3 separate regions of the Homo sapiens genome follow, and regions 2 and 3 are each linked to region 1. The links are chromatin loops, found by intact Hi-C in ENCODE. Cell type or tissue: heart right ventricle. All regions are shown on one strand.

Region 1 (8,000 bases):
TTTAGTAGAGACAGGATTTCGCCATTTTGGCCAGGCTGGTCTAGGATCCCTGGCCTCAAGTGATCTTCCCACCTCAGCCTCACAAAGTGCTGGGATTACAGGCGTGAGGCACCATGCCCAGCCCCACTTGAAGTTATTAACTTCCTAGGCTATGTCTAGCCAAACTGGAAATTCCCAACTGGCTTTTCCACACCCTCCATATGTATACAATACTGTCCCAACCACTTTGTCTGCTAAGAAAATGTTGACTATCATTCATCCATTTACTTTTCTCCAACATTCTCTAGGCATTTATTCCATAACTACTATGGGCCAGCCACTTGTATAAGAGCTTACAATAAGGAATGATGAACTCACCAATCTGTTAGGGATAAACATTCAGATAATAAATATGGCTGATACAATGTGATTATGCTATATTAAATCTATCCACAAGAATGGGAACTCGCATGAGATATCGCTAAGTTTATGAGATAATTGGGAAAAACTTCAGAGGGAAAGTCTTCAAAGGGATTTGAATAGTGTCTTAAAAGATGAATGGGTGGTAAGTGGTTGGTTAGACAGGAAAGAGGGTCAAAGACATTTTCAGAGGAAGGAACAGCATATACAGCTGGGTCATGGAAGAGTGAAAGTGCACAGCGTATTCTTGAGATAGTAACAAGATCAAGATCAGTGGGAGCTGGAGAGCTGGGGACCAGAGAAGCAGAAAATAACCCTGAGAAGTGCTGCAAAGGTGGTCTTGTGTATAGCGGTAAGGAGGTGAGACTTTATGCTGTAAGCCAGTGTTTCTCCAAATGTGATCTGACGTCAGCTTTACCAGGTTCACCTGGAGATCTCAAAATGCAGATTACTGGCCCTTACTTCTGGGGTGAAGCCCTGGAATCTATATTTTCAACATGCACCCAGGTAACACTGACATTCACCATCCAGAGAGCTGCCAAAGATTTTTAAACAAGGGAATAACATGATCAGATTTGCATTTTAGAAATACACTATTAAACCAAGCAGACAATCACAAAGAAGGTAAATTCACTGCTGCTAAATGAGCATGTGACTTGAGTTTTGCATTAGAATCACCTGGGGAACTTGTAAAAATGCAGACTTCTCACAACTCACAGAAGACTTACTACTTCTAAATCAAGGCAGAAGGGATTAGGGTTTGTATAGTTTGAACCATACAAAATTGCCATTTATTTAGGTCAAAAATGGTCAAATATCAGCAATTTCTCATAGTTCACTCTAATATTTTAACAAATCTCCCCACTTCATGCTTCTGGTATAAACCAAAGTCTGAGAATAGTGAAAGACAGACAGAGATAAACGCTTTTCCCTTTTCATTAATTATCGATGTTGTTACTCACTTTGATGAATATGCAAAGATGGAAGTAACGTAATTTATGTACCTAAAACAAATGTTAAAAGAGAAAAGTGGGGGTTCAAAAACAGCCACCAATGAAGTAAGGCAGCTAATTTAAGGATTTTGGAGCCAGAAGGAACACTGGAGGTTATTCTACTCTTTCCCCACCTCTCAACACAAGTTTATACATAATAAAACTGATGCCTAAATGGAGAAAAGCAATCTGCTTGAGGTCATAGGGAATATTTTGTTCAATTTCTCAATGATACGTGCTTTTTATGTGCTCTTATGAGCATTTTAACAGGTATGGAAATTGTGTAGCTAAAAATACTTGGGATTTAATTTATAGAGTGCTAGGTCACACACTTGAAATGGGAGGAGGCACATAAAGCCAATACTCATGCATAGCCATTTTTAAAATATAAAACCTAAAACAGTGCTTGACATGTAATAGATGGTTAATAAATACTTACTGAACAAATGAGTGACCTCTAAAAAATAGGTTAAAGAAAGTATATTAATGTAAAGGATTTCCAAGGAGGTATACAGGCTGTGAACTGAGTGTAGATTTCCCACCTCCTCACCTGTTCCAAGTAGTCTTTGGTGCCCATCCATGACCCACCACCCTATAAATTCCAGCTCTGCCATATACACCTTTATTTTTCCAACTGAAAGTGCCACAACAAAAAAGCAATACAAAGATCATGTCTGAGCTAAGTTTGACAATAGGTGGTAGTGAAGCTTACAGATGAGCACAGTCTTCAAAGTCCATCCAAATAGGAATAATAGCTAACACTTACTGACAGCTAATAGAAGCTATACTAGAGGGATACAACAATAGTTAATGCTAGCTATACAATAATAATAAAGCTAATTTGTGCCTACTATGTGTCAGGCTTGTTAGTCCTTCACATGCATTAACTTACTTAATCCCTTTAACAATTGTCTGATGTAAGTGCTATTATTATCATTTTGATTTTACATATGTGGATAAACAGATTAAGTAACTTACCCCAAAATCACAGAACTGAAAAGTGGCAGAGTTGTGAGCTGAACCCAGGCTGGCGGGTGCCCAGAGTTTACCAACTGAACTCTTTGAACTCTCAGTGGTAAAATTAAAAGTTCCCTGCAAGCTGACCTCTTGGAGCACTCGTGTCAGGAAGATGACATTTCTGGATAATATAAATTGGCCCCAGTATTTCTGTCCATAAGGAATGAAGCATTTTTATTTGGGAACCCTATACACAAAGTGAGACCCAGGATATAAAGGAGTAAGGCAAGAAGAACAAGAAGAAATGTCATTCTCTTCTGCCTTGGCACAGCATGGTTATCACAGCCTAAGAACAATAATAATGGCTAATTTTGGCTAATAAGATCTCCAACTTTGACTTTCTCCTAAATAATGTGGGTCCTTGCGTGAGGATATTTTCTAAAGAAGCAGCAAAGATATTGCCATCATTCATTTGCTCAGTGGTGTCACTAAGAAAAATACTTCCAGAAAGAAAATTAAGGCCAAAACACTTCCTTAAACCAGGCGTAAAAGTCCTCTAACAAGGAATTTAAAAGAAAAAGATCAACACCGGATTTATCTTTCTTAAGTAACTATCACTTGAAAAACCGTCCCTCCCAGCACTCCTTAAGGAGCCAAGCATACTGACAAGGCCCCTTTGGTCTAAGACTGCGACCTCACACCCCTACTGATCGCTGAGAACTCAGGAAAGGGGAGCATCCCGCCAGCCTAGAGCGTTATCTGCACAATCTGAATACCAAGGACGGGAGAAAGAGAAGTTTAGAAAACAGTGAAGATCCCAGAAAGGAAGTTCAACTGACCTAGAAGAAAGGGCCCAGCTGAAACTGCCTTTCAAGCTCAGTCCGATTCCCCACAAATCTCCCTACATCCAGCTATATCGCCCGGCAAAATGAAACAAACACAAGGTAAGGCAATACAAGGGCAGGAATTATGCAAAATAAAATGCGTAATGAGGATGTCTCTCCATCAAAAATACTCCAGGATTTTCCTACACAATCCCATGTAACAAAACCAAATGCAAACAACAATAAACCCTTAAGAAGCGCATGAACAACGCAGACTGAGCCCATCTCGCCCCACCTCACGCCGCACCCCGGTACCCTGGCTAAGGAAAATGTGACCCCCGCCCATGAGAAGCCTTCCGGCGTCCGGCCAAGGTCCAGGAGCCGCCGGAGTTGAGTTTGCCCAACTCTTACCCAGGTCCAGAGATCTTGAGAATCGCAGCGCAACCTTTTCTCCCCGGTCTTCACCCAAAGCCAGCCAAGACACAAAATCTGTTCCAATCAACGCGGTTAGCGTCCAAGCAGCGTCCCAGAAGAAAGCAATCTTTGGGAGTCTTCTTTCAGGCGTAAAGGTGGAGAAGCGGGAAAGAGGAACGTCTCAACGCGTTCCCAGTCGCCCAGTTTTGCGCACCGGGAAAGTACTTGCTGCAAACTTGAACAAGGTTTTCTCTGTCTGGCCCGAGATGCTGGAGGGGGTGGGGGCGGGTAACCCGAGCCGGGGCCGGGATTCGAGCAGTTGCCGCTGCTGCAGCTGCTGCTGCCGGGGCAGTGGCCGCTGGGGGGTTGTCGCTTGGCGCCGCGCGCAGTCCCTAGCGCAACATGCAGGATCTTCCCGGCCTGACTGCTGCACCTCGATCGTGAGTCGCCCCTGCCTGAGCGGCTTCCACCGCCTGGTGGGTGACCCCGCCAAAGGCCTGGTCGCGAAGTTAGCAAATGTTGGGGTCACCGCAGGGGGTGACCGAAGGGGTGTCAGAGTGGGTGCCCGCCTGATTCCCAACCCACGTTGGGTGCAAGTCCCTCGGCAGAGTCCCTGGGAGGTGTTCTAGACCCTCTGTAAGGATTTGTGGGACGGTGGCCGGCGCCCGAGCGGCCAACTGGAGTGGACGGCGGGTCCTCAGTGGTGTCAGGGGAGAAAGCGCAAAGGTGGGACCCAGAAAGGATGGTGATTAAGCCGTGCCAGAGAATGTGATGTGGCAGCAAAGTACATGGAAAGGTGGGGCGGGGAGGTGAAGGCAGAGGGTGGAGGGTGGGATAGTCTGCTTTACCATGGAGGGGCGGAGAGAGAACTCCCCGGACGCGCAGGAAAATCCCCCCAGGTCCTCGGAGGCCTCGCGCGGCAATTTATTGGGGAATGGCTCCCTCTGCCGACTCGCCGAGGAGGCCCCGGGAGGCCCAGTGATGGAATGTTAAAACCATGAACGGGCTTTTCCATTTGTGGGTTAGACAGGACATGAATTCTGGAATCTGCTTCTCTGACTGTCCATCTTCCTCTTCCAGACTAAAGAGTTTTCCAGCTTTTACAGGACCCCAAAAGATACAAATTTGACTGCTGCAAAGTTCTTTCTTGTGTCGTTGAATTCTATCCCCCTCTCCCCACAAAAAAACAAAAACAGGTTTAAGCCCCATAACCACTCCAGGTAACCATCTCCTACCAGGCTTCTCTTCCTCCCATTAATAAGAACTCTTTCTTTTTAGAGAGACTTCAAGAGCGTTCGAGTCCCTACTCAATAACGCTCCTGGAAAATAGTACAGACTCCATATTATGTTTGAGTGAATAAATGAATGGAATGAATGAACATAGATATGTTTGAAGCCCCTCACCATCCTCTTTACTCTCCCTGGAAATACACAGGGGAAGACTGTTTTGGTGTTTGTTTATTTGTTTGTTTAGCAGTCATCATTGCCCCTTCTCTGGTAACAGTACCTCCATTTTTCTTTGAGATACCATCCCTGCCACAAGGACAGCAGTCTGGGTGGAAGGTCAGTCAGGATGGTCCAGCTTTTCCCTGTCCAGAAGAGAGCAACTGACCTCAGCTAAGCCCCTCAGGCCCTCTCTGCCAGGAGTTGGAACTTTGATCTGGGCAGCACAGGCACAAATAATTCTAGAGGTGATTAATCCATATGGCTGTTTTCTAAGGAAATTGGCTGTTAGTTCATGCCACTTATTACCCAAAGATATTTTGCTTTATGAAACTTGGTTGCCCCACTTTCCTTTTAATTTTTTAATCAACTTTATTGGGGGATAAGTTACATTCCATATATTACACTCATATTAATTATACAGCTTCATGAGTTTTGAATAATGTACACACCCATGTAACCACTGCTTCAATCAAGATAATGAACAATTCCATCACCTCAGAGGGTTGTCTTGCACCCCTTTAAAGTCAACTTCTATCCCACCTCATATTTGGCCCGCTTAGCTGTTTTCTGTAACTACAGATTAGATTTGTCTTTTCTAACATTTCATATGAATGGAATCACTTACATATTCCTTTGTGTCTGACTTCCTTCACTCCACACAATGTTTTTGAAACTCATTAATGTTGTGCCTGTATCTGAAGTTTGTTCCTTTTTATTGCTGAGTAGTATTCCATTGTATGGATATACCACAATTTGTTTGCCAGTTTACCAAATGATGGACATTGGGGATGTTTTCAATATGGGGTTATTATGAATAAAGCTGCTAGGAACAATCTTTAACAAGTCCTTTTGTGGACATACATTATTATTTTTCTTATCTTACAGGAGTAAAATTATTATTACAGTAACTGTGTGTTTAACTATATAGAAAGATGAACTGCTTTCCAAAGTGGAAAACATTTTACATTCTCACCAGCAAGATATGATAATTGCTTCACATCCTCATCAACACTGGGTAGTTTCTGTCTTCTTATTTTTGCCATTCTAGTAAGTATATAGTGGTATCACATCGTGGTTTTAATTTGCGTTTCCTTACTGACTAATGATGGTGACCATAAAAGATGTTTACCAGCTTTTCATGTGCTCTCATGCCACCTGTTCTTTGATAAAGTGTCTGAATTTATTGCCCAATTTTTAATCAAGTCTTTGGATTCTTATTATTGAGTTGTAGGAGTTCTTTATATACCAGGCATTTGTTAGATATGTATATAACCAATATACACTCCCAGTCTGTTTCTTGTCTTTCAATTTCTTAATAGTGTCTTTCAAACAGCAGTTTTTAATTTTGATAAAGTCCAGTTTATCAAGCGTGTTTTTGTGTGTGTGTGTTGTACTTTTAGGTTTTACATAAGTAATCTTTGCTTACCCCAAGGTCATGAAGATTTTCTATGGCTTCTTATAGAAGTTTATAGTTTTAGCTGTTATATTTAGGTCTACAATCTATTTGATGTTAACCTTTGTGTATGGTATGAAGTAAGGGCTGAGGTTCATTATTGTCTACATGGATATCCAGTTGTTTTGGCACCATTTGTTGAGAAGATTATCTTTTTTCCCATTGAGTAACTGGATACCTTTATTGAAAATCAATTGGCCATAGATGAGTGAGTCTATTTCAGGATTCACTCATTATTCCTTTCATTTGATCTATATTTCTATTCCTATGCCAAAACCATACTGTTCAGATTGCTATAACTTTATAATAGGACTCCAACTTAGATGTAATAAGTCTTCCAACTGTGCTTTTATTTTTTTTCAAAATTTGTTCAACTCTTCAGCTTTTGTTTTTGTTTTTATTTGGTTTTCATCTTCCATGTAAATTTCAGAATTTGCTTGTCAATGTTTTAAAAATTCACTTTTCTAATTGAGAGTGCCTTGAATCCATTGATCAATTTAAGGAGAACTGACATAAAAATATCGATTCCTCTAACCTATGAACATTTATCTCTCCATTAATTTAGGTATTCTTTAATGTTTCTCAGCAATATTTTGTAGCTTTGAACATGGCAGTATTACACACAATTTAAAAAATGAATCCCTAAGTATTTTATTTTTAATATTTCATAAATGGAATTATTTTTGAGTTCTTGTTTCCAATTGTTCATTGCTAGTATGGAGAAATACAGTGGAATTTTGTGCAGTACCCTCACATTTTGCAACATGGCTAAATTTACTTATTCGTTCTAGTAGTTTTTCTTTTTCAGTTTGCTTAGGATTTTCTACATGCTCTGCTTCTTTTATTTATTTGTCTTGCCTTATTTCACTGGATAGGATGCCCAGTACAACATTGAATACAAATGCTAAAATTTAGTATCCCATCCTTGTTGCTCATCATAAACCAAAGCAATCTGTCTTGTACCATTAAGTAGGATGTTAGTTGTAAGTTTCATTAAACTCCCTTTATTAATTGAGAAATTCCTTCTATTTATAGTTCACTAGAAATTGTTTATTTTACCATGAGTGACTATTTAATTTTGTCAAATGTTTTTCTGTATCAGTTGAAATTATTATACGGTTTTTCTCCTTTTTTCTGTTAGTTAACTGAACTGCTTATTAAACTTGCCTTGCATTCTTGGGTTAAAGCTTACTTGGTCCATGTAATGTATTATATATTTGATATACTGTTGGATTTGATTTGCTAAAATTTGTTCAGGATATTTGTGTCTATACTCATTAAAATTATTGGTCTGCATTTTTATTTTCTTGTTATCTCTTTGATTAGAAGTTCATCAATTTTTAAAAATCAATTCAAAGGATCAGGCTTTAGTTTCATTGATTTTTTTCTATTACTTACACATTTTCTACTTTGTTGATTTTAGCTCTTACCTTTACTATTTCCTTCCTTCTATATACATTAGATTTATTTTTCTCTTCTTTTTTCTTTAATTTCTTAAAGTCAAATTTTTGCTTA
Region 2 (8,000 bases), 200 kb before region 1:
AAGCAATCAGTTTAAACACTTTAGTTCTTTCTTCTAATAATTATCTTTATTGTCTCTAAATAATATTTTTTCTGCTGCTTTTTGAATTTTTTATTTTGGATACTGTCTGTTGACTTGCTCCTATGGCTATTGCCCTGGGACTTTCTTTACTATTTTCCTGATATTTCTATATTGGATCCTGTACTTCCTAGACCCCATGGCTTCTCATTTCCTAGTCCACCAGCTTATTTTGGGAAAATACATCCTTCTGCAGATTACTAAAATTGGATGCCTGGAGGAGAATTCTTCTCAGAGCTTACATATCTGAAAATACATTTATCCTACTCTCACACTTGATTATTAGTGAGGTATGAAGATATGAAATTTTAAATTAACTATCATTATCCCTTAGAATCTTAAAAGCATTTTTCCATTGCTTTATCCCTTCCAATATTCTGTTGACAAGTGCAATGTCATTCTCTATATGACTTCATTATTTCTCTCAGAAACTTTCAAGTTTATCTCTTAATTGCTCATGTTCTGATATTTCACAGTGATGTGCTTTGGTAAGAGGTTTCTTTTCCTTCATTGATTATCCTTTACACTCAGTGGGGCTCTCCAGTCTACAGTCTCATGTCCTTAGGCCCTCAAATATTTTGTACTGTGTTTTTGATACTTTCATTTTCTGAGTTTTCTTTTTTTTTCTTTTCTTCATAAATTACCCAGTCTCGTGTATTCCTTCATAGCACCACAAACAAACACAAAACAAATTAGCAGAAGAAAGAGAAAATAATGTAACTCCCTCATCTGTTAGGTCAGGGGTCCCCATTCCCTAGATCGTGGATCCGTACTGGCCTGTCGCCTGTTAGGAAGCAGGCTGCACAGCAGGAGATAAGCAGTGGGTGGGCAAGCATTACCATCTGGGCTCCACCTCCTGTCAGATCAGCAGGCATTAGATTCTCACAGGAGTCGGAATCCTATTGTGAACTGCACACGGAAGGGATCTAGGTTGTGCCCTCCTTAAGAGAATCTAATGCCTGATGATCTGAGGTGGAACAGTTTCATCCCAAAACCATCCCCCATCCCCATCCATGGAAAAATCATCTTCCCTGAAACCAGTTCCTGGTGCCAAAAGGGTTGGGGACCGCTGTGTTGACTTATTAGATATCATTGGCCAAGAAAGTTTTCTCTTCTCCCCTTCAGCATTTTGGCCATGCTATCTGTGAAAGTACTCAATGAAATCAGTCAGTTGTATAAAATTAATATTTTTGAGAATTCATACCTTAGTGGTTAGGAACCCAGGATCTGGAGTCAGACTGCCTGAGTTTAAAGGTTTAAAAGCTGGCTCCTCCACCACCTAGTTTATGACCTTGGATAAGTTCTTTAGCCTCTGTTTTGTCACTTGTAAAATGAGGATAATAATGGTTCTTACCATTAATTCTCCATGTTGTGAATATGAAATTAGTCAATAATGTAGAGCTTAGAACATTGACTGGCATGTATGCTGGTAGTTACCCAGCTTTGCATAAACTACTGGCAGGGCACTCGGTGAGGTATTGGGAATACTAAGCTGAACAGGGTTCTTATAGCAGGAAGATAGGAAATTGATATTGAGCTAAACATTTGTCAGAAAGTATAGATTAATGATTGAGTGGGAACAGAAACCAAATAAACTTGGCAAAAACCTTGATATAAACCACTACCTTTGATTTATTTAAGGAAAAGTAGATTTAGCTCTTACTACCTGTATTAATGGGAAGAGCAGTGGTGCTGATAATCACAAACAGAAGATGATCTGAAATTCATTTCCATTTGGCTTTGAAAAGTCTGACATTATTATTCAGGGGCCATTTGTCTTAGTATGTCTTACTGAAGTCAATATTGAAATGATTTTTCATTTTATGAAGACAACAGTCCATGGTAGAAGGAAATAGCACACATCTTGGCAAGGAAAAGCCAATTTGGATCATTAATTGGTTGCAGAGAATTCACAAGTTATATAAATACAGACAGAGAAAAACAAGCATTAGTAAAATCTCTCAAGTGAAACGGTAATTCAATATGAGTGTAAAATCATTTCAATTGAAAAAGAGGGGTTAAAATCTAAGAATTTATTATATCATTGAATTAAACTAAATTCTTAATGTGAATGAATTTAAAGTTTATCTTTGTTTCACACAGGTTAGATTACAATCTTTGCACTGTCATAATATATGCTTTAAGGAGGTTGTTGAAATTAAGATAAAATAATATTGCAACAATTTGTTTTTTCTTTAACATCATCTAAACTCTATCTGCTATGGAATACAGAAAGAGGCACAGTTTCATATTGAGATAGCTTTCTAATATGATAGGATGAAAGATCGATGACAGAACTAAAGTATAGAATTTAAAAATTATAAGTTATGATATGTCATTTTTGTAACGTTCATTTAGGTGAAAAATCTTTTTGGAAATATAGAATGTAATGTTGATATAATTGTGATTTCCACTCAGAAGATTTGTGAATCTCTATTTATGCCAGCTATTTTATTTCTTTTTTCTTAGGCTTTTGTTGAAAACAAAACTTTTGTTGAAAATAGTGAAACATGATATGAATTTCCTGCCGTAGATATTTTCCACTTTTACCAAATAGAAATTTGAAGGGCCCAATGGAGAACCTGTCTAATAGATTTTCCTAATGGCTTTTTTCCTATTCATTTTGACTATATTAATTCATAGAATTGTCTTTACTAACAACAAACTCTAATAGTAAATCCACTTTAAAATATTTCTTGGTGATACTAAATGGTAGACTGCAAGGAAAAAAGAGTAATGAGACATGTAGTAATGCAAAATTCAATCAAGCATCTGTTTGTGATAGTGCAGGAGTGCAATGATATGGGAGTTGAAATGCATTTTATCATGAAAGGCATCAAAATTCAACATGAGATTTCTGAAACTTTTGAGGGAAATCCTGTCAAATGGGGGCCTGCTAACACAATACTTTCACCCTTACAATAAGCTATTATGTTTCATGCATTTAAACATTCCACTATTTTTTTTTCTGCCAGAAGCGTAGAATTCTGAACTCCAGCAGACAATGCACAGAAACCCAAAGATCAATGTGTTTCTAAAGGATTATATTGCTGTCAATGCTTCCCAGCCTGTTTATTTATTGTGAGAAACTTAACTCCTTCGAGCTTTTCAGTAATTCACCCCTTTTGTCCATGTCAAGATGAAGTGGTCTCTTGTTTCTAACAATGGACTATTTGATGATCACATCATCAAAGCCACTGGAAGTGCACAAAGCAAGGAGGCATGTCACACTGTGCAAATGGCCTTCAGCTTGACTGCCATGGCACCGCCACCATTGTGTCACATACGTGGCAAAGCCAGTGCCACAGAGGACACAGTCATCAGGACAGACCATCACCCAGGATGGGAGAATTCGCTTAAAATACAGAGTCCATGACCATACTCATGGGGACATATTTTACATTCATTATTGATAGCAGCAAACCATGAACAGAATTTTCAACCCTGCCTGAAAGATGACTTGAAATAAAAGGAGAGAATGGGAGAATATAATCAGAGAAGACTGTATTAAAGGACGATTCTTCCCCACAGGGAGAAGGCATATTTGATTTAGTAACAATTCCTCTTGGATTTTGCTTGCATTTGCTTCCTTTGTTCACGAGAATCTAGCAGTTTTAGGTACCATTGAGTCCTGTGTTTCAAGTTGGTAAATGAGGCCTGTTTTCTTAGAAAGTTGTATGCTAACAGTAAAAAAAAGGGGGAGGGGCATTGTACAATACTTTCCCTTGCTTTTATAAGAAAATCACTATCACAATTAGGCATTTCCTCTACACTCAATCTGTACAAAATCGATTTTATTTCTCACATTGTATTGTCATTTTCATGTAAATGTTCGTATCCTCCATTATCCTGTAAGTGCCTCATGGGCACATACAATGTCTCTCTCATTCCTTGTTTACTTAAAAAAAGGTTTGCAAATCTAATATTTGGACATGGTTAACAAAAATTAGTACAAAAGTATATACAATAAAAAAACAACTTTCCTTCTCACTACAGAATGACCGTCCTTTAGCCAGAAGAAATTACCATTGGTTTTCGTGTGCATGTTCTTCAAGAAATGTTCTGTGCATATAAAATGTTTATAACATGGTGGTATGTTACATGATCTTTCCTGAACACTGTTTATTTCCCTTTAACAGTATTTTTTTGCCTAACTTTTCACATGAGCCTATGATCTATGGATATGACATATTTTATTAACAAATTTCTTATGAATGAACATTTGGATGGTTTCCAGTTGCTTTTGTTACAAACAAGACCTCAATAAACATACTAATTACATTTTTATGTACATATATGAGTATAACTGGATGCTAAATTTCTAAAATAGAATTTCTAAGTTAAAAAAGGCTATCACTTAAATTTTGTAAGATATTTCTGAACCTCACTAAATTTTACTTCCATCAACAGTGTATGATAGTCTCTTTTTCCCATGACTTTGACAATGCTGTGTATCACCAAACATGATGACCTTTTCCAATCATGTAAGTGAAACATGACGTCTTATCTAAATCTGTGTTTTTTAAAGTAATGAATGAATTTGAGCATTTAAAAACATGTGTATATACTAGTTATATTTTATAAGGTATTTTGTAGTGTAATTGTGGTTAGTTTTAGAAAATATTACAAGAGTAGAATGCAAGGCGTATTCTTTGTCTTCAGAGTATAAAGTTCAATTCATCTTATTAAGTTACTTTAAGTCCTTTCTAGTCTCTTTTTTTCTGATCTGTTTGTCTACTTTTTCATGAACTGACTTTGGGAGTTAAAGCCTCTTACTATTATAATGTTTATCATTTTTCTTGTATTTCTTTATTATTTTGATTTATAAATTCTGATGTTATATTTATTGTGATAAATAGTTTATTGAACCACTTATTGATATAAGTTGTCTTTCTGGTCTTATTTAATGTTACCTACCTGAGTTTAGCAGTCTGATATTAACATTAAAATTCCTGATTTTTGTAATATTTTCCTGTAATACTTTCCTGTAATATTTTCCTGTAATATTTTACTTACACCTTCACTTGTAACATTTCAAACACTTTATTGTTTATATGTATTTTGTATATCCAACATAGTTGTTTTATTTTTATCTGTATGTTGTTTATATTGCCTGTATATCATTTATACTGAGATGTTAATGTTTATACTATTTACATTTGTATGTGGCATATGTATTTGATCTTTTTTTGCCATTTTGTTTTATGCCTTCTGTTTTCAATACTTTTTTAGATTTTAATATTTTGCTCTATTGATGTGTTTTGTTTGCTTTTGTGTGTCCATGCTTTTCCTACCATTTTAGAAGTTTGTTTTCTTTTTTTTCCTCAGTGGATTTATAACTTGATGTAATTTACTTAAATTTTTATTCCTTTATCAACTTTAGACAGCATCTATAAAAATGTAAATTTTTACTGCAAAAATGAAGAATTAATACACTATCTCACATTTCCCACTGAGATGAGGAATTCACCAAACTGTACCATTGGATTTTTGGTGGCTATAATGTATACATTACAGTATGTATGAACTTAGACAACTAATTTGAATGTGTATGACAGCTTCCATACACATTCAAATTAGTTGTACTTTTCCAAACAAGGGTTTATTAATAAGACTTCTTAGGAAGTTCAACCTATCTTTGGAGAACTCTGAGTTTTAGAGAACTCACTGCCTGAGATGATTAGAAGAAAACAATACATTTTCTTGTGGCTTCCTCCCTTGACCATGTCCAATTTGTTCTGCTCTCAGCAATACTTCTCCACAGATAGAAGATCTGGGTTATGGCTGTTGTCTAAGTTCATGAAAAGTAATGAAGCACAAGGGATCAAATATAGCTTACCAAGCCACATTTAAACTAAAGTCTATTTATTTGTCTACTTTTGGTGGCTAACACAAAGTTAATTCTTGGTTAACATTTGTTAAATTAAGAACAAAAGAGTCATCTCTAGAGATTCTGGAGTATATCCATACTGTAATGTATACTTTGCCAATAAGTAATTCCTATACTTGCTTTTTTATTTTTACAGTAAATGTCAGTTACCTTGTACCTATGATTCACAATGTTGTTTCTGAAATTATGTATCATTCTTGTATCTTTAAGATCAGAGTTAAAATTTGTGACAAATGAAATAATGTGGATTTGATAAAGGAGAGAGCTTCTCTTTGGTTAAGAAAGGAAGGAATAGGCTGGGCGCGGTGGCTCACGCCTGTAATCCCAGACACTTTGGGAGGCTGAGGTGGGCAGATCATGAGGTCAGGAGATCAAGACCATCCTGGCTAACACGGTGAAACCCCGTCTCTACTAAAAATACAAAAAAAATAGCTGGGCGTGGTGGCAGGCGCCTGTAGTCCCAGCTACTTGGGAGGCTGAGGCAGGAGAATGGCATGAACCCAGGAGGCGGAGCTTGCAATGAGCCGAGATCGCACCACTGCACTCCAGCCTGAGCGACAGAGTGAGACTCTGTCAAAAAAAAAAAAAAAAAAAAAAAGAAGGAATAAATATAAGGAAATACTAAATTACCTTTCACATTTGACCTTAGTCATCAACTAATATCATGGTTTATAACATCACATTAACTCATGTTAAAAAGATTCACTTCTAAAATTGCAGTAACATAGTTGCTATGGTTTGAATGTGTCCCCCAAAAAGCATGTGTTGGAAACTTAATCCCCAATGCAACAGTGTTGGGAGGTGTTTAGGTTATGAGGGTTCCACCTTCATGAATGAATTAATGCTGATTATAAAAAGCCTGGAGGTAGGGGGAACCAGGGGACAGAGAGATATTTGTTAAAGGATACAATATTATAACAAGGTAGGAATAATCAGCTCTAGTGTTCCATAGCACTATAGGATGACTATAGTTAACAGTAGTATATTTTTGCAAATAGCTAGAATAGAGGATATTGAAAGTTCCCAGCCCAAAGAAGTGATACATTTTTGAGATAATGGATATGTTTTATTCCTTGATTAGATCAATACACATTGTACGTATCAAAACATCACTGTGTACCTTATAAATATACACAATTAGTATGTGTTAATTAAACATTTTTTAAAATCTTTTTGGGGCAGGGTTGGGGAGGTAGCTTATTAAAAATGCAGGTACTGGCCCCATCCCTAGTGAGTCTGAGAGATTTCGTGGCTGGAGGACAGAGGAGATGGGCTGGAACTGTAGAACTGAGAGCAGAGGTGATTCTGGTTGTGAAAACAGATTCACAGACTAGTGCCTAGGCCAGAAAGGCATTGAAGAAGAAGGCAGGAAACAGACAGGAGACAGGTTCTGCACTCATGTTAAGGAAGGAGGAATGTTAAGGAGGGTAGGTTTTTGTTTCTGGAGGAGTTTGCAGAACTAGGCAGCCCTAAATTATGTGAATATTTTTTCTACCCATACCTTTGAGGTAATATTTAATAAAGTTAAATATTTCAATCTAGAGGGTAGACCTAAGGGGACTTTGATCATGACACTCAAGAAATGAGATGGTTATCACTTCAGATTTATGGAGAAGTGATAGTTGTTACCCTCAAGCTCTAATGCTGCTTCTGCAGCCAGTTTTGATACTATGTGAGCCCCAGGTGTCAGAGCATCCTTCACCATATACTACAGCTTGGCCTCACTTTTTACAATGAGAAGATGGGTATGTTAATTCGTTCCACTATAGTAACCATATATATATGTATATATGGATATACACATATATATGTAAGATAAATAAGATGAATGCACTGTTATATATAAATACATATTTATGTTTCTTATAACGTCATCTTGTATATCTTAAATATACACAATAAAATTTATTTTTAAATAATGTTAATATAAACTAAAACTTCTAAGGCCCCCAACCATCTGAATGGACTCCTTCCTTGGTCAGGCACTGCAAAATGTAACCTGAAAGACTGGTTCAGGCAGTGATAAAAAGCGGGGGTCAGATATGCCTCATTA
Region 3 (8,000 bases), 150 kb before region 1:
CACCTGTACTCTGAGTTCCCTGAAAACCCAGCTTTTTATCTTTGGGTCTTTCAGAGCTCAGCTGAACCAACCAATCAGAGCTTACCTGCCTTAGCTAATCAGGGCTTAGCTTTATCAAAGGATCAGGGTTCCGCTGTGTCAACCAACCAGAACTCAGCTGCACTGATCAATTAGAATTAAACCAGTTTCAATCCTTCACTTTCCTAAAAGGGCCTGATTGGAAGCTGGGTGGGGACTTTTGCTATAAAACCCAAGCCTTCCCTTTGTTCTCTGAACTGCACTTTCATTTTACACTGGCTGCAACTCCTGGGTTTGCAAACCGTTCACTGGAATAAAATCTCTTTCCCCCAAATTCCTTTTCAGAGAACTTTTGTTCACAGTATCCACAGATAACTGCTCTTTGCTTTGGGGCTGGTACAGCTGGGAAGGTATCATTTGAAGCTACTCTGCAACTTTCCTTTTTTTAAACACTTGAGTTCTTGACACAATAATTCTGCACTGAAAATGCACTACTATGTAAATCAGCTACTTCTCATATTTCCACGGAATTTTGTAGTTTTAAACATGTAACCAACCAGAAGGCCTTCAATAATCACCCAAAAAGTAATAAAGATTTTAAACTTTTAAATTCCTCCATGTAAATGGTTGCTTCTACTGATGATTGATTATAATTTTATTTTTCCTTTTATGAGGCATTGTGACAGAACAGAAAAAATCAAGAGTTTTCTTAAAGGGCTGCCTTGGTTCTTGCTAATACCAAAAAGCTGTTTCTGATATAACTTTGTTCCCTTCAGTTAACGATTCGGGTAGGCCTAGGGAGAGGCTGGGAAGCACATAGAAAGTACCCTCATTCAGAGACAGGAGAACTGGTCCCTAATCTGATCCATGACCTTGGTAAACTTATCATCCTCTCTTCCTCCTCACCCCCCTCACATATGACAAAAGCTTGAGGCTGGATACAAAGCTCCTTATGGATTGAAATTCCCTAAATCTAAACCACAAACACAATGAGCTCAATTTTAAAACCCTTATAGCAAACCACAGAATGACAATTTACTATTGTTGAAATAAAAAACTCATCTCTAGCAATGTATACCTTTTCCAAACATAGAATTCTCTCAATGAGAATTGACAGAAACAATGGACAGCACAGCCAAACACCCAGTTTTAAAGAACCCGAATGAAATTTAACTTTTCAAGAAGCAAAATGCCTCTCCTGCCTCTGCTCTTACCTGAAATGGTATAATCTGCATTGACGACCCTCATAGCAGGGGTGTAGGTAACTGCTGGCATGCTTGATTCCTTTCCCTTCTGCTTGTGTCTATAAATAATGAACAATGCCAGTAGGAAGAGAACAACTAGGACAAGAATGATGATGCCTGCAATGGCCCCGATCTGGTAGGAATCAGCAGGGAGAGCAGTACTGGTTCGGCTTAAGCTGTTCAGATTTCCAACTATGATAACACCAGCTAGAAAAAGAAGAGAGACTTGAGAAAGGATGACAATGTGCTGGATAAACGTTTGATCTCTACTTACAAAAACCTCCTTCTGTGCTAATGCCTGCATATTTTCAGTTCATAAAACATTAATTTGGAAACAGAGCAGGAAGAAAAAGCAAACATTCCTCATTGTCAGATGTTGTCGGCCTATCCATGCCCAGAGAAAGGCTGCTGTAAGCCTCAAAAAGAGACAGAAGCTGGGCACAGTGATGCGTGCCCGGAGTTCCAGCTACTCAGGAGACTGAGGCGGGAGAACTGATCTAGCCTAGCAGTTAGAGACCAGCCTGGCCAACATAGCAAGACCCTGTCCCTAAAAAAATATAAAGAAAGAGACAGGATTTTCTGAACCCAAAGAGATTCAACAGTAGGATTTGAGAGCTTCTTATATATTTCCGATTAAATACTTAGACTGGCAATTAATTTGGGGTAACAATTTATCTAATTTTTATTTTGCTTTATTTATTATTCAATACTGAGCTTATGCAGAGTTAAATGCTAAATGTCCCAACTGCTTAACCAAATTTTATGTCTATCCTTAGCATTTCTAAGAGTAATTTTCCTTCCAAGCAAGCATAACACCATTATAAATCTAGTCTAAGAACAGGATCTACCTTTTGCTAATTTCAATGGGTCTTTTACCTCAGAAGATATTGTTCTGTGCAAAGTTATTTTCCATGACAGAAAGATTTGTCCTGATAATACCTGATAGCATTACCCTAATACCTTACTCATTAAATTCAAAATTGGGCATTACATAGTTCTTCCTTATGGTCCGTCAAGTGATAACGCTAAAGGCATGGGTTGAGATTCAAGAAATCTGGCATCTAAAAAAATTGACCTAGATATTCTGAACTTTCACTTAAGCTTTCAGGCTGCAGTTTTATCATCTATAAATGAGAAAAGAGGCCTCCATGTCACTGCTTCCAGCTCAAGTAAATGTTCCTATGATTTTATGATTCTAAATGCTGAAGGACCTTTTTACAAAACAATCTGCCCTGAAACACAGACCACCAAGGATAATGTAGTGAGATTACAGAGTATTTGTAATTATGACGTGATAATGAAAGATCACATTCTATTGTTATGACAGTCAAATGTAAATCATAAGCATGTAAAAGTCATTTTACCAAAGAAATTAAATGTTGTAAATATTTACATGGTCTGCAGTTTAAGATTACTCCATCTACAACAGTGTATCAATTTTCTAAAGCCTTTTATAGCCCAACTGCTTATTGCCTACCAGGGAGTACCACATGCAGTAAGAGCTGTGGCTCTCTGGAGGGCATGCTTCAGAACCATCAGAAGCACTTTCTCAAAGTCCCCAACCCTGGAATCGGAATTTCCCAAATAGGACCATGTACCTGACAACTATTCCCAGGTCGTTATGACATACACCCCAATTGAAAACCAGGGGCACAAGTTTTACAAAAAGTTAAACATATGTCTACTATATACCCCAATTATTCTACTCCTAGGTATTTACCCAAGAGAAATGAAAGCACATGTCCATGCAAAAACTGGATTCACTCTTGTTCATAGCAGCTTTATCTGTAATAGCCCCAAACTGGAAACAATCCACCTGTCCATCAGCACATGAACAGGTAAACAAATTATAGTATATCCATACAATGGAATAGTATTCAGCAATGAAAAGAACTGAATTGTTGATATGTGCTACAACATGGTTCCATTTCAAAATAATTATGCTGAGTAAACAAAGCCAGACCCAAAAGAGTACAGTATGATTTCATTTATATAAAATTCTAGAAAATGAAAACTAATCTATACTGACAGAAAAGAGATGAGTGATTACCTGGGGCTTAAGGGGTGGTAGAAGTAGGGAGGGGCATGAGGAAACACATGGTGATGGATATTTCATTTATTATGGTGATGGTTTCATAGGTATATAGATAGTCGAGATTTTATTAAATTGTACACATTAAATAGGTGTGTTTTTTGTGTATCAATTACACCTCAATAAAGCTGAAAAAAAATCATAGACCCAGTAGAAAGTTCATGAGTTTTGGAATAACAAAAATCTGGCACAAAAGCTGTGACATATTCTAGTATTAGCTATGTGACTTTGGGAAAATTACTCAGCCTCTCTAAGCTTTTGTTTCTTTATCTGCAGGACAGCAACAATAAGGCATTCATCTGGCAATTAAATAAGTAACCAATTATGCCATTTAGAGTTGTGGTGAAGATTCTGCTGGATAACATAAGTGAAAATACTTCACATTGCCTGGTACATGGTGTTCACACAATACTGCAGTGCTACAAACATTAGCTAGTATATTTACCTTGATCACATCTCGCTCCCTTCCATCCGGGGCTGCAGTAACAGGTCCCAGTGATGTGGTCGCAGGTGGAGTTGTTCAGACAATCACATATCTGGCGACAGCCATAGCCATATGTTCCTGAAGGGCACTCTAGAGAAGGAAAGTCAAATGTAGCTTTCCAACCTTGGGAATTTGGAGCAAGGCTGTCTCTGACTGCAAGCCCTGCACATCTAGAGCTGAGTCCTTTCAGGGGATTCCTATTGAGGCTGACTTGTACCCCCAAGAGTGTCCCAGAACTGGACAGCATTCCTGGAATCATGGTGGCACTCACAGTCCAGACTGCACAGGGCTAGAGACAGGGCTGCTCAACATTAGAGCTCCTGACACTTTCAGCTGCTACATACTTACCTCTATGATGTGTATATGGAGAGTCTGTGGAATTCCCATGGAACAGATGAAGATAATCACTAAGGGCAATTTGATACAAGTCCACCAGGCAAAACTGTAGGCTGGAAGGGGCCTAGACTGAAGAGCACTAAAGATGCTTTCTTGAGAACATATATATTTTACTGTAGGCTCAGGGATCTTCATAAACGCACATTCTCAATTGAATTAGCCAGGAATAGGGGAAGATGCAAACAACAAGTTTTGCTGATTTTCTAGGTAAGAACTTCATTTGCTATGGAGTGATTCAAACTCTGGATTTTGTTGAAGTCTTGAAGACGAAAGTAATAGGATTCTTACTATGCGGTCTTAATAAGAGTTAGGCATGAATTTCAAAGGATAGTGTAAGCATGTTAAATCTAAAAATCTTCGTGACAAAATATTGATATTTTTCATAAAGTGAGCAGCAGGGGGCAATGTGCTATTATTATTAGAACTCTCTGTCAAACACAGGGTTTCTGTTTACAAATAAGCATTGGGAGAAGTCTCCAAAAATAGGGACACTTTAATTTGCTGTTGAGAGTAATCATGGAAGCACTTAAGAGGTTTTCTTATTTAATAAGACCTTAACCAGTCATCTGGCATTCAAGTAAAATTTTGAGCCTATTCTGGTTTCCATGCATATTTAGACATTTATACACAAACACACAATATTTATATGCACAATAGAGTTATGTATGCAACTGTGTCACTCAGTCAGGATCTGTTTTCATGACTCAATGAAACAGTGATGCAAAACTAAAATTGGGCTGTCTCTGTTGTGAGCTGATTCCTGGACGTCACTTTTGTTATATTTGCTAGAAAGAGGATATGCAAAAATACCCTAGGGTTTAGCACATAAAATTGAGGCAACCAGGTTCAGAGTGGCTCTGTGAGGTGCCAGTGGAGTGGGGTGGGGAGGGGTGCTTTATTGTCAGAGTCCTGCTATCCTGATCAATCTTTCCAGGCCACACCACTCCTATGGCCATAATCTTGGCAGATCCTTCCCAAGAGTACAACCTCTGGTGAACAGGAATTGTTCTTCACCTTTTCCCGCCCAAAAGGTTTTATCATAAGAAAGTGGGTCTGATACAGCCCTAAGCCCTTATTTATTTATCGTGAATACTGAAAGAAAGTCATAGAGGAAAGGAATAATAAACTAATTTGCAATATTCAATTTTATTAAGACTAATGTTTTTATAACTCTGTGAGGGGATGCATAGCTAGTGGGGTGGAAATAAAAAAATAAGGATGAGTAATTCCAACGGCATATTCTCCCCCAGTGGGACTTAAACAAAATTTTAAGGCAGTATGTTGTCTGGAAGGTTGTTAAGACTAAGATGAGAAGTTGTTAATGGAAGCAGTATAAAAGTACGATCTAGAGAAGGTTGTTGAAAGGGTGGCAATGTTTGCATGGATGTGTTCCCTCACCAGCAACAGGGATTGGCCCTGGGCCACCAGCCCTCCTCCCCACCGAATGTACTGTCCTCCAATGTGAGACCCGGGTTCTGCCTCTGCCATGAAGAAAGCTCGACTGGATCTTTTAAGGCTCTGAGCAGCCACATTCCAAAAATAAGAAGGAGAGGAAGGGAGAGCCCAAAAGAACAGAATGGAAAACTTGAATTCTGTCTTCATTCTTGTAGTCACACCTCCTCCGCCCAGAGCAGTGAGTAACCAGCGATGATCCCAGGGAGGCCTGACCTCTGGGAGGGGAAGTCAGTCATGCTGAGAAGTAACCAGCCATCAGCTCAAACAACCTCGGAGTGGTGAATTCTGCCTTAATATTTCCTGGCATCTAGGAAATGTGATTCTAGAGGAAAAAAATACCACCCAGTGATGCCACACTCTCATACTTACTCTGCTCACAGTGCCGTCCCATGAATCCAGTGCGGCAAGTACACTGCCCAGAAATGTGGTCGCAGTCAGCTCCGTTTTGACATTGGCATATCAGTGCACAATCTTTTCCATAAAACCCTAGAGGACATCCTGTGGGAGGAGGGAGGACAGTAGGAGTCAAGAGGCTGCTGAAGAGAAACACTTGGAGGCTCGTGCCTCCAACATATTTGTGTTTAAACTTGAATGACACTGAGCCATCAGAGAATACAGTGAATAGTACATATCTGAGCTTGCCACAAGAGCTTCTTTGAAGTCCCAAGACAGGGCTCTTGCAAGGAGGTTGTAATTCATAAGCAGGAGGCAGAAGAGTTCCATTCCTGTCAGTGTAACCATCACTGGTACCCCTGGAGGCAAGACTAGTGCCTTCTAACAAAATATCCCTTCAATCCTGGAAGAATAGGACATTTCCTTTCATTCTTTCACATTTCTACTAGAATCCTGGACTCAAATTCCAATGGACTGAGACGGGTACTTTATATTAAAATTACCTGTATGCTTTTACTTGTAGTACAGAACATCTCTATTGTTGCTACTAGCCTTGTCCACTGTATCTGTTATTATCTTAGATAATATCAACTTCCCTGAAGAGGTGTACTAGAATGCTTACCTTAAAAAACAATTGTACTTCACAGGTGCTTTGTAAAAAGCAATAACCCTTCACACTGCTGCATGATTTTCAATGCTTAGACCGGCGAGTCTCTTGAGCTAAAGACACCCACAAATTCTGTTGGCTTACATGGGCTGGCAGCTGCCCTGCAAGAGTGTCTTGGGGATCTCTGGCGTGATGAAAGATTCAATGCAGGCTGATTCAATGATTGTTTCCAAATATTACATATGCTTTTCATTTTCTCATTTTCTTATGGAACTTTCAAGAAGCAGAGGCAGTGCCCAGATGCCAGTATGCACCGATGACTCCCTGCTGTCATGCATTTATTTAGCACCTACTCTGTGCCAGATTCTTTTCATGCGTTCTCTTGTTTAATCTTTACAGCAGGCCAGAAATGCAGGGATGGATATTCCCGTCTTGTAGACAGGAACTAAGCCCCAAGTACCCTAAGTCACACAGCTGGCAACTGGCAGGACGGCAGGGCCATGATTCAAACACAGGGAGGTCTGGCTCTGGACCCCATGTTGTTCCCACTATATCATGTTACTTGCACTTGAAAAAGGGTTCTCTCTTTGAAGCACGTTCTAATTTTAGAATTATAAATAATATCTTACAAGTACCTTTCTCTAAGAAGTTAAACAATATTTATAGATATACGAACTCTGAAGAATATGCTTGGGCCAGCTACCTTCCTTGCCAATTATCCTTTTCAACTCTTGGTTCAAGGTCTACATTATCTTCTAGAAAGTTTCTAAGACTTTTTCAGCCTATTCTTTAATTATGTACTCTAATTAGTATTAAATAAGAATTGCTCAATTTCAGACCCATCTGTCCTCCTCAGCTTCTTGCTATTATTTTAAAATATACGCTATTATTAGTACTTAACCATAACACATGCCTTCCTTTCTTGTCTCCTTTATTCAACCGAAGGTAAGAGGTCAGAGAATGATCTTCCTTCCCCAATGATGCTCAGCTTTGGAGTAAGTACTTTGCACACTATATCCTATCATGCTAAAAGCCTAATGGAAGAAAAAATGGTTAGGATGCTATGAATTACAAAATGGGGAAAAGAACTAGGGCAGTGGCTCTCAAAGCATGGTCCCAGCCTGGCATTACTACCAGTTGATAAAAATGGCAATTCTCAGGTGCCAGCCCAGACTCGCTGCTTCCGGCTTTCTGGGGATGGAACTAGCTTCTGTGTTTGTTGTGTCCTCCAGGTGATTCTGAAGCTTGCTACCATTCGAAAAACACGGAACTCCACCTTTTCCAAGAGCGCACATTAAATCAGGCAGTGAG

What was found. Peaks named below come from ENCODE experiments on the same cell type or tissue, not always from the same donor. Only the 100,000 strongest peaks of a DNase experiment are listed, where the experiment ranks them.
Region 2: a loop joins it to region 1, with 3.0 times the contacts of the local background. A loop is called at or near these places in 63 of 110 quality-filtered maps.
Region 3: it touches region 1 in a loop (19-fold over the local background); 51 of 110 quality-filtered maps call a loop at or near these places.

What each region holds. Positions count from the first base shown.
Region 1 is chr5:127,286,640-127,294,639 of GRCh38, reverse strand. MEGF10 (multiple EGF like domains 10) reads right to left here and starts at 3,844. Exons shown (of 25, transcript NM_001256545.2): 1 at 3,584-3,844. It overlaps LOC105379199, which reads left to right and starts at 3,904. Exons shown (of 4, transcript XR_007058921.1): 1 at 3,904-4,062. In heart right ventricle, a CTCF peak has its summit at 4,539 (motif pointing left); a DNase peak (open chromatin) is centred at 4,534; H3K4me3 peaks cover 1,470 bases; H3K27me3 peaks cover 4,433 bases.
Region 2 is chr5:127,481,945-127,489,944 of GRCh38, reverse strand. No RefSeq gene overlaps it. Among named protein-coding and RNA genes, the nearest start is that of PRRC1, 32 kb to the left of the region's middle. In heart right ventricle, no CTCF peak of the experiment used is centred here; no DNase peak of the experiment used is centred here; H3K27me3 peaks cover 875 bases.
Region 3 is chr5:127,438,926-127,446,925 of GRCh38, reverse strand. MEGF10 (multiple EGF like domains 10) reads right to left here. Exons shown (of 25, transcript NM_001256545.2): 18 at 6,059-6,187; 19 at 3,800-3,928; 20 at 1,233-1,469. Among named protein-coding and RNA genes, the nearest start is that of PRRC1, 75 kb to the left of the region's middle. In heart right ventricle, CTCF peaks have their summits at 4,439 and 4,641 (motif pointing right); no DNase peak of the experiment used is centred here; H3K27me3 peaks cover 639 bases.